2 separate regions of the Homo sapiens genome follow, and region 1 is linked to region 2. The links are chromatin contacts, found by Hi-C or POLR2A ChIA-PET in ENCODE. All regions are on one chromosome and are shown on one strand. Each heading gives the region's core, a stretch centred on a gene start or an enhancer-like site at or near the end of the contact. The rest is flanking DNA. Distances are from core to core; before and after follow the strand shown. Region 1 has its middle 160 kb from the start of PTEN. Region 2 has its middle 200 kb from the start of PTEN.

Region 1 (4,571 bases), core at 49-2,548, 37 kb before region 2:
TGCTTAAACATCATCTCCTCAGGCGGGGTTCCCCACGTGCTCTCTCTAAATCCAGTCCCTCTTGTTCTTCTCTATCAGAAACTTAATGATTTCATTTTTTTTCACATTCAGATTACTTTCCTACATATGTAATTATACCTTTATTTGTTATTTGTTTACCTTTTTCTGGTCTGTCTCCCCTGCCCCCTATTAAGAACAATGAGGGCAGAAGCTGTATTTGTTTTGCTGCTGCTATATATCTGGTAACACAGTGCTTGGCACAGAGTAGGTGCTCAATAAATGTTTGAATGAATGAATGAGTGAATGAATAAACAACTGACAAGATTGACTTGGCAAAGTCTCAAATGCCAGTAGAATGTGTTGCACACACAATTAGAAATAAAGCTTGTGGGCCGGGCGCGGTGGCTCACTCCTGTAGTCCCAGCACTTTGGGAGGCTGAGGCGGGAGGATCATGAGGTCAGGAGATCGAGACCATCCTGGCTAACACGGCGAAACCCTGTCTCTACTGAAAATACAAAAAATTAGCTGGGCGTGGTGGTGGGCACCTGTAGTCCCAGCTACTAGGGAGGCTGAGGCAGGAGAATGGTGTGAACCTGGGAAGTGGAGCTTGCAGTGAGCCTAGATTGCGCCACTGCACTCCAGACTGGGCGACAGAGCCAGACTCCGTCTCAAAAAAAAAAAAAAAGGAAATAAAGCTTGTGGCCGGGCACGGTGGCTCACGCCTGTAATCCCAGCACTTTGGGAAGCTGAGGCAGGCAGATCACCTGAGGTCAGGAGTTCGAGACCAGCCTGGCCAACATGGTGAAACCTCATCTCTACTAAAAATACAAAAATTAGCTGGGCGTGGTGGCGGGCGCCTGTAATCCCAGCTACTTGGCAGGCTGAGGCAGGAGAATCACTTGAACCTGGGAGACGGAGGTTGCAGTGAGCCGAGATAGTGCCATTGCACTACAGCCTTGGGGACAAGAGCAAGACTTTGTCTCAAAAACAAAACAAAAACAAAAACAAAAACAAACAAACAACAACAACAACAAAAAATCACAAAAGAAATAAAGCTTGTTAAAGCAATGTTTGACAAGAAGGATTCATTTTATTTACGAGAATCAAATCCAAATGGCAGGTGGGGGATGTCTCTATAGCAGTTACCAGGATGGTCTCTGATAATTTTATGGAAACAATAAGAACTACATGTATTTAATTCTATTTTAATTTAACCATTCTATGTTCAGGGGGTAGAATTTTGATGATGACAACTACTTCCTCTTCCCTGGAGCACTGTTGAGAAACATTGCCCAGTGTGGCCCTGGGGAGCAGTTTCTGTTCTGGCCTGATCTGGATTCCTCTTCTCCCAGCTTCTGCTGACCTCCTTCTGACTCTGATGCTGGTCCTTAACCGACACTTGTCCTTAACCTACGCTGCCTGCTCAGGAATCAGTCACTTCCTTCTTTCAGGGTCTTTATTACTTACTATTTGCGGATGATTCTTGGTGTCTGAAATGTGATTGCTCAAATTTCACTTTACATAAGTCTGCACCAGTTGATATTTAGAAAAGTTTTACTTCCCTCTAATATATGCGCAAAAAACTGCCTGCTTGTTCAACATCTATACCTGAGTTCTTTGCCTCAGTAATAACAAGGATGATATCTACAGCAATAGTAACATAGCTTCTACTATTTAGTACTTACTATGTAAAAGGCATTGTGCTACTCCTTTGAGTAATTAACTTAATATTTTCCACAGGTGAAGAAGCTGAGGTATACAGCATGTATTAAATAGAGTGTGATAACTACTGTAACACACAAAGCCTTATTTTATTGCTCATGTCCATGTACCTTAGTGGTCAAGGGTGTCTACTCCACATAGTTATTCACGGATTCAGGCTCCTTTCATATGGGTCTCAGAATCCTCCCTTAGGTCCTCTGAATCTGGTGGCACTGACAAGACAAAGGAGAGAGGAAGTGGAGATCATACAAAAGGGTTTAGAACCCAGGCCTAGAAGTAGTGTATTCCTTCTGCTCAAATTTTATTGGCCAGGAATCAATTACATGCCTTTGTTGAAATGCAAGGGGGCTGGGAAATATAATCTTCTTATACACCTAGGAGAAGAGGAAACAATTTTGGTGAGTATCTAGCCAGTCTCTGCCACACAGAAATTAAACAACTTGTCATACAATAAATAAGTGCAGATCTGGGACTCAAATACATATTGGTTGGACTAGAAGCCTAAGCTGTTAGGCACATGTCTATCCTCTCTTTACCTGTATATGTACATTTTTTAATATAAAAACTTTTATATATATATGAAAATACATTTTTAAAGACTGTGCTGCAGCCACATGGTGAAAGCAAGTTTATAGTCTGCTCTTCGTCAGGAAGACTCACTACCTGATTAAGGGCCAGGCTGAAAATGTCTTCTTTGATGAGACAGAAAAATGCATGCTGTGACACTTCCTGTGTGAAGCCATATAACCTTCCTTTTCATGTCAGCAGCTCAGGGATCCTGTTCCTGCTTAACCTATTCCAGCCAGAGATCATGAGATCATATTAGACTAAGGACTTTGGACCTTATCCTGTGGCCAGCCTGCTAATGAAACTCTTAACTGGATGCATTTAAAATGCAAGTGATAGTCTCTCTTTGCTGTATGGGGAGGGCCTTACACCAGTGTAATGGGTATAACTTTGTTCTATAAGTTCAGGTGTGTAAAAAATGTACTTTACATTTTCCTTTAACTCAAATTACCATATTTTATTAATTCCAATACATGCCTTTTTGTATGCTAACATCTCTGAAATGTGGATCTAATAATTGATGGCATGTTTGAATTGCTATTTGCTGGGTGGCAGTGCTGATTTATTTGCCATTGTCTGTATGTGTGTGAACATGGTCATAGGTATTTAGATATTGTTACCTCTTTAGTTGAATAATATGCACTGTTGGTATTACCCAGGCAGAGTTTAGTTGCTGTTTGCAATATTTTCAAAAAGATTATCCTGAGTTTCAGCAATGAAATGAAAACTTATAATGAACAGAAAGGCTCAGAAACAGTAGTGGAGTGTAAATATAGTAAAGCAAAAAAAAATTATAAGAATCACTTCAAAGCTACAGTGTCATACAGAGTAAGAGAATTAAATTACTATAAGTATACGAAACTGCGATACAGAGTTATGTTAAAAAGCATTGCATGTTAGTACATGCCAAGCAAGAGCGCACTCACATTAAACCTTTTTGTTTTTTTTGTTTTTTTTTTTCTTTGAGACGGAGTCTCCCTCTGTCGCCCAGGCTGGAGTGCAGTGGCACAATCTCAGCTCACTGGAAGCTCCGCTTCCCGGGTTCACGCCATTCTCCTGCCTCAGCCTCCTGAGTAGCTGGGACTACAGGCGCCCGCCACCGCACCTGGCTAATTTTTTGTATTTTTAGTAGAGACGGGGTTTCACCGTGGTCTCGATCTCCTGACCTCATGATCCGCCTGCCTCGGCCTCCCAAAGTGCTGGGATTACAGGCATGAGCCACTGCGCCTGGCTCACATTAAACCTTTAACAATGGGTGACAACATCTTGGAAGAAAACCTGGAGTCAAGAGTGAGGATACTAGTAAGAAATGTTTCATCACCAACAGAGAAAAATAGTGAGGAGAAAAATATAAACAGTGATGTGGAAGAGTTAGACTCTGAATGAAGAGATATGTTTAGGAATTTCTTAATACATTTATTTTCTTTTTTATGTGTACAAGAGTGACATGTAATAAAAGTCTACGTCCCAACAAGTCTTAAAGGGCTTCTCCAGCAAGTATAAAATAAAAATTTGAAACAAAGAGAAAGCATTGTTTCATAGATTAATTGGGGGCATCTTTCTTTCTTGGTGGCACACAAATTAATGATGTATTTTACAATCGATGGCATTTTAGTATCAATGAAATAGCTAACCTCTCATTTGCACTCCCATTCCTTTGAGTATTGGAAATTAAATTTCAGTCAGTTAAGCACCACCTCTTCCCATGATTACCTTGCATTTCCTGGGGGCTTACGTATGGAAGCCCCTGAGATGACCATCATTCGGCCTGGTTCCTGGTCCTCAGGCAACAGAGATCATTGCTAGGGACATTTCGTTCTCATCTCAGAGCTCTTTCAAAGCTGGCTGGCTCTTTCTGCTACTTCTGTGTCTCTCTTGGATGCAGTTCCTTGGACACAGGAACTTACTAAGGCTGATAAGGCCCTAGGCTTATCAGTGGGCCCTTGGGAGCATAAAAGGTATTCTGTCCCTCCATGTCCTGCTGGGTGGCTGGGTAGCTGAGTACTGGTAGAATTCACTCCTCGTGAGTGCTCTTAGGCATACAGGAATCCAGCCTCTCTTCTGCATCATTTTGGCATGGGGAAACTTAATTGCTTTGGGCTGCTTAGATCTCACATGGCCACATTTTCTCCTATGACATCTTGCAGCCTCCATGACTTTACCTGGAGAAAGGGGCACACATATCATCAAGCCTGCATGGGGTTTGAGGCATTTCCCTTCCCATTCCCACAAGGTCAGTGGGTTGGGCCAGGCTGCAGGACCCACTGTCGGGGATCCACCG
Region 2 (4,670 bases), core at 521-3,020:
ACTGCCCTTTTCCTTTCAAACAGGAAGTTGCATTTGGCCAAAAGTAAACAAATGTGAACCCGGGAAGGTTTGTTTAGTGTCTAATGCTGACTTCAGGACCTGAGAATGGAGTCTGTGCTTGGCAAAAATGCCTTCTCTGGGATCTGTCTGGGCCAAAATATTCTCTGCTTATGACCTGGCCTTTGTGCTCTGGTAAACATCCTCCTCTTACCAGCCCCCAGAAATTCACTGCCAAAGGCCACAGGCAGTTTTGCTTGCTTATCAGAAATATTCTAAAGGTGATGGCAACTTGGAAACATACTTTCAGCAGGACTTAGCTTTCTGGAGAGTGGCCACTGTGAAAATGGCCTGTAGCTTGGAAATCTCAGGGGGTGTGAATGTAATTTGACATTCTTTGTGCACAGGCATGGGCTAGCCCCTCTGGGTGAAGAAGCTTTCAGGAAAGTGACTGTTACTACTCAGCTAACAATGTAGTGCTGAGCACTTTGCAGGACCGAGCTCACGAAAGTCTCACACAAGTCCTAGGAGGAAGGTGCTATTATTATCTCCAGTATACAGATGAGAGAACTAAGGCTTGAGAAGGCCATGAAACTTGGCCCAAGCTCACACAACTAGTCAAGTGTCAGAGCCCTCAGCTCTCTCTGCCTTCTGATTTAGAGATTTTAATTAGTGCAAGTTCAATATCTAAACTCTAGGAAGTTGCTAAGTATTTGGGGTAGAACCACATGATTCAGGTGATGATCAGTGTATGACACTTTACTATGACAGGCCAAAGAATTGAGTAAGTAGCATTTAAAGTTTTTACTGAATGGGATTAATGTCTTGTTCCAGGAAGGATTGAAGGCAGCTGATATAAACTGGGCAATATGTGAGTAGGTAGAGATGGTGAGCTCCAGAGGAATTTGGGATGATTCTCAGAGGAGGGACTCTGGTTGGGCCTTGAAGGATGAGTGGGAATTAGGTAAGTAAAGAACATTTCAGATTTGGGGAATCAGAATCAACTCTCTTTTAGGAGGCTTGCATTTGAAGCTACTCCATGAAAATGTTCTAAGTACACACAGTGACCTTTCTTGGGCTATGCTCCTACACTTGCTGAGCTCTTATATTCTTGAGAGATGTTTTATCAGCCTAAGCATGCAAAGAAACATGTGACCTGTGAAGTAATCCTTCACCAAGAGCACGTGCCAAAGCTGGTCAATATTGGGCCAGAAATTCTCCCCATCCCACCCCACCCTGCCCTGTCATTAACCAATTCTCCCCACATCCTAGTGTCACTAGTCTTTTCATGGTTCTGAAAACATGTTATTGCTTAAGTGCATTTCTCTACCATACTTTACAGACATTATCACTAGTCCTCACAACTGCTCTAATAAGGTAAATGACATTAGGCCCATTTTACAGTGGAGGAAACTGAGACTGAGAGGTGTTAAGAACTTTGCCCAAGTCATACAACTTCTTGGTGGTGGAAGCAACTAATTCATGGAAGAAACAGATCTGATGCCAAAGCCCGTGTTCTCTCTACTCTACCACATACTCTCCTTAGAACCGAATGAAGACTCCCCAGGCAGTTTTTGCTAGTATTCTGGATTTGTTTAAAAATCCTCGTAAGATGTTAACAACTTTAAGTCCTGTGGTGGTATGGGGGACCTGAACACCTGGGTGCATTTTCTTTTATTTACTCTAACAGGGACACAGACCTCTGGCTTCTTTCATAGAAACCCCCCTTTTTGAAATGTCTCTGTTTTGTTCATTCAGGAGAACAGATCAGCATCTCTCATGCAAGGCCTGGCTCTGTGCCCATCTCACTTTTGCAATGAATTTAGCAACATCTGCTTTGCCCATTAAAGTGATTTTTCTCTTCCTGGCCCTGAGCCTGTATGCTTGCTGCAATTGATTACTAGCAATTTCCTTCCCAAACCAGAGAGTTCAGTGAACTCTAAATTGAATTGTTGCTCACTGGTCTCCTTTGGACCAATTGCATATGGCTTACGTGCAAAATGGTCAAGCCACTCAGTTCCCGAATCTATAGGCTGATGATTCTGGTTAAACGTGGGAGAGGACCTGATGAGTGACATTTCCCATTTTTGCACACAGTGGCCTAGGACTGTGGTCACTTCTGTGTTTCTCAATTTCAGGTGGGGGGAGGGGATGAAGCCACCTTGCTTACAGCAAGGCTGTTGAAGTACACACCCTCTTTCCTTTCAGTCATATTGCAGCACCAATGGCCTCAGATGTAGTTGCCTGGAAACCTTGTTTCAGAGACATCTGAGAAACATATATCTAGCTCCAGAAGTGGCTTAGAAAGACCTCAGGAAGATGCATATCACTGTACTCTTTTGAAGGCAGCAGTGGGTCCCTTTAAGTGGTTCAGGCAGCTTTTTAAGATAAAGCAACGCCCAAAGTGATGCTGAGCCTGTATACCTGGCCTGCTGCTCCATCTTGATTGGCGGATATCTAGTTATCCTTTGAGATGTAGTCTGAGTGTTACCTCTCAGGGAGTCTGCCCATGTCTCACTCAGCCCTGTATTCCCAATATCTAGCACAGTGAGTACATGTAGTGCACCCTCAGTGAAAGGACAAATGAGTGAAGGATGCTGCTCTTCTCGTGAGAAGATTTTAAACTGGTACTTTGCTCTGAGCTGTCCTTGAAGTGTCTCTCCTTCCCCACAGCCATGATAGCTTTACACAGGGACAGTGAGGAGTTGTTGGTTATTTAGAGAAGTGAAAGTCAGGAGTCTCCTCTGCCACATAGTCCTAAAAAAAAAAAACAACAAAAAACCCAAAACAAAGGAACTTATTACTGACCAAATTACTTCCATATATCAGGGAGGTTAATTTAAAGCTAGGAATCTATAAATAAGAAAAAGGTAGCATAAATGACTAACATCAAATAGTATTGACAATTGCTGGAAATCATTTGAGTCATTGCACATTCTGTCTCTTTGAGCAGACATTCCCCGTTTCCACCACAATTGCTGACTGCATACCTACCAGTATCAGCAGCCACTTCTGAAATGATTATCGCAGACGAGACTGCAAATATCCTATTCTTGCAGAACTCTGTCACAAACATCTTTAGCATCGAGCTTGGGGCTTTCTGCCTTTATTTCTGGAAGAGATCTCATTTATAGTATTACTATAGTGGAAAAAGATGAGAAAAAGCAGAGTATTCCGAAAAGCATGGCTCAGCTTGAAACTATGCGATCCATACCTCTTAACCAATGGGAGCTGCAACTCCAAAGTGTTTAGGGAGTCCTAGGGTTTTTAGCTTCTAGAAAGGCCTTAGGTCTTTATTTCTTCATTTAATCCCTGCACATTGGCAGGTGGCCCCTGTAGACCTACAGAGGAAATGGGCTAGTGAACTTCAAGGGAAACTTAGCTGGGCTTCATATGGCGATATGAAGTTAGGGAAAAGACATTCAGCATTTTTTTTCTAGCTTTGAGAACCTAACAGGAAAAAGGCTGGGGAAATATTCCAATTGTCTACTCTTGGACTTTACTATCCGTTTATCAGATGCAATTAAACTGGGTATCTTTCCTTTCTCCAGTCCCTGGCAGTAGAGAGGAAAGACCTCAGCCCCCCATGTAATGAAAGGAGATGGTCTGTGCTTAGTCATGCTGTTTCAGTTCTGCTGCCTGTCACCCTGGTAGCTGGGATTAAAATACATCCTTCCCCTTTCCAGAGTTTCTTGCTCAAACTGAACAGGACTTTTCCAAGAGAAATGGATCACTCTAAGGTTCAACTCCTCAGGCCCAGGCTCCGTCCAAAATTCCAGGTTGAACAAATCATTAAGGATAGGTATATGTTACAATCTACCCAGCGCTAACTAAACCTCCTCCACCATCAGATCGCCACCACTGCCATCAAAATGGCAGTTCACATAAAATTAATGCTGATCATGTGCCAGACGCTGCATAAGCACTTAACATATGCGATTTCATATGTGATCATCAGACAGCTCCATAAGGTAGGTTTTATAATCACTTTATACAAATAGAGAAACTGAAGGTCTTAAAATTTAATTTTTTTTTTTTAGGCAACAAGTGTTCATTGAGAGTGTGGGGCATGGTGCGAAATTCTGGGGACAGCACAGTCCCCCTGGGCTCTCAGTGAAAGCACATTGAAACTCGTGTGCTGCAACAGGTTACAGAGGAAGTCTTTGAGCGCTTCATGTGTAGCGGGTTTAATTCTTCTTTTTTCTTGATTTTCACACGCCCCTGCACTTCCTGCTCTTTCCTGGGCCTGGAAGCGGAAGTACTGAAATACTGAGACAAACTGTTCTTATGGTTTTTAGAGGTTGGTCAAAACCAGGAAGGACAAGACATCAGAAGGCTGGTTCTCTCTGGGTTTTCTCTGAGTAGGGGATAAGAGCTGGGTCTTGGGTCCCTTGACCATGTTTTTATTCTTCCTTTGAATTGGTTGGGCTCGGCAAAGTCAGTCAAGAACTTGATCTTAGCTGCAGCTGCATTGTTCAATGACAGGCTGATTATTGTGTTTTCAACTTCATTTTTCATCGATAACTGAAAGGATATGTCTTTAGTGGAAGGTGATGCTCATATTGATTTTGTGACTTCAGATTGGTATATGCACTGATTTATTTATCCAACAAATATTTATCAAGCATCTACTTGCATGTCCTTCATGAAAAGCCCTGATAGAGCTTATATTC

The links. A loop is a pair of places that touch in the nucleus more often than their neighbours do. ChIA-PET counts read pairs that join two places held with the same protein, here RNA polymerase II (POLR2A). Pooled maps may share reads with other maps.
Region 1: a map of naive thymus-derived CD4-positive, alpha-beta T cell shows a loop between it and region 2 (2.6-fold over the local background). The contact joins two enhancer-like sites. A Hi-C loop is called at or near these places in 2 of 168 maps with a recorded cell type or tissue (CD8-positive, alpha-beta T cell and naive thymus-derived CD4-positive, alpha-beta T cell), 14 of 37 single-sample maps with no recorded cell type and 8 of 50 pooled maps. POLR2A ChIA-PET finds 5 or more read pairs at or near these places in 4 of 52 experiments (BJ, OCI-LY7, T-cell and 1 more).

Annotation. Positions count from the first base shown.
Region 1 is chr10:88,026,338-88,030,908 of GRCh38, forward strand. No RefSeq gene overlaps it. Among named protein-coding and RNA genes, the nearest start is that of PTEN, 160 kb to the left of the region's middle. RefSeq lists a silencer at 1,270-1,319. Within about 2 kb of position 1,299, at least 6 of the 41 ENCODE cell types and tissues checked have a DNase peak (open chromatin) inside an H3K27ac peak, as active enhancers do.
Region 2 is chr10:88,062,886-88,067,555 of GRCh38, forward strand. No RefSeq gene overlaps it. Among named protein-coding and RNA genes, the nearest start is that of PTEN, 200 kb to the left of the region's middle. Within about 2 kb of position 1,771, at least 15 of the 41 ENCODE cell types and tissues checked have a DNase peak (open chromatin) inside an H3K27ac peak, as active enhancers do.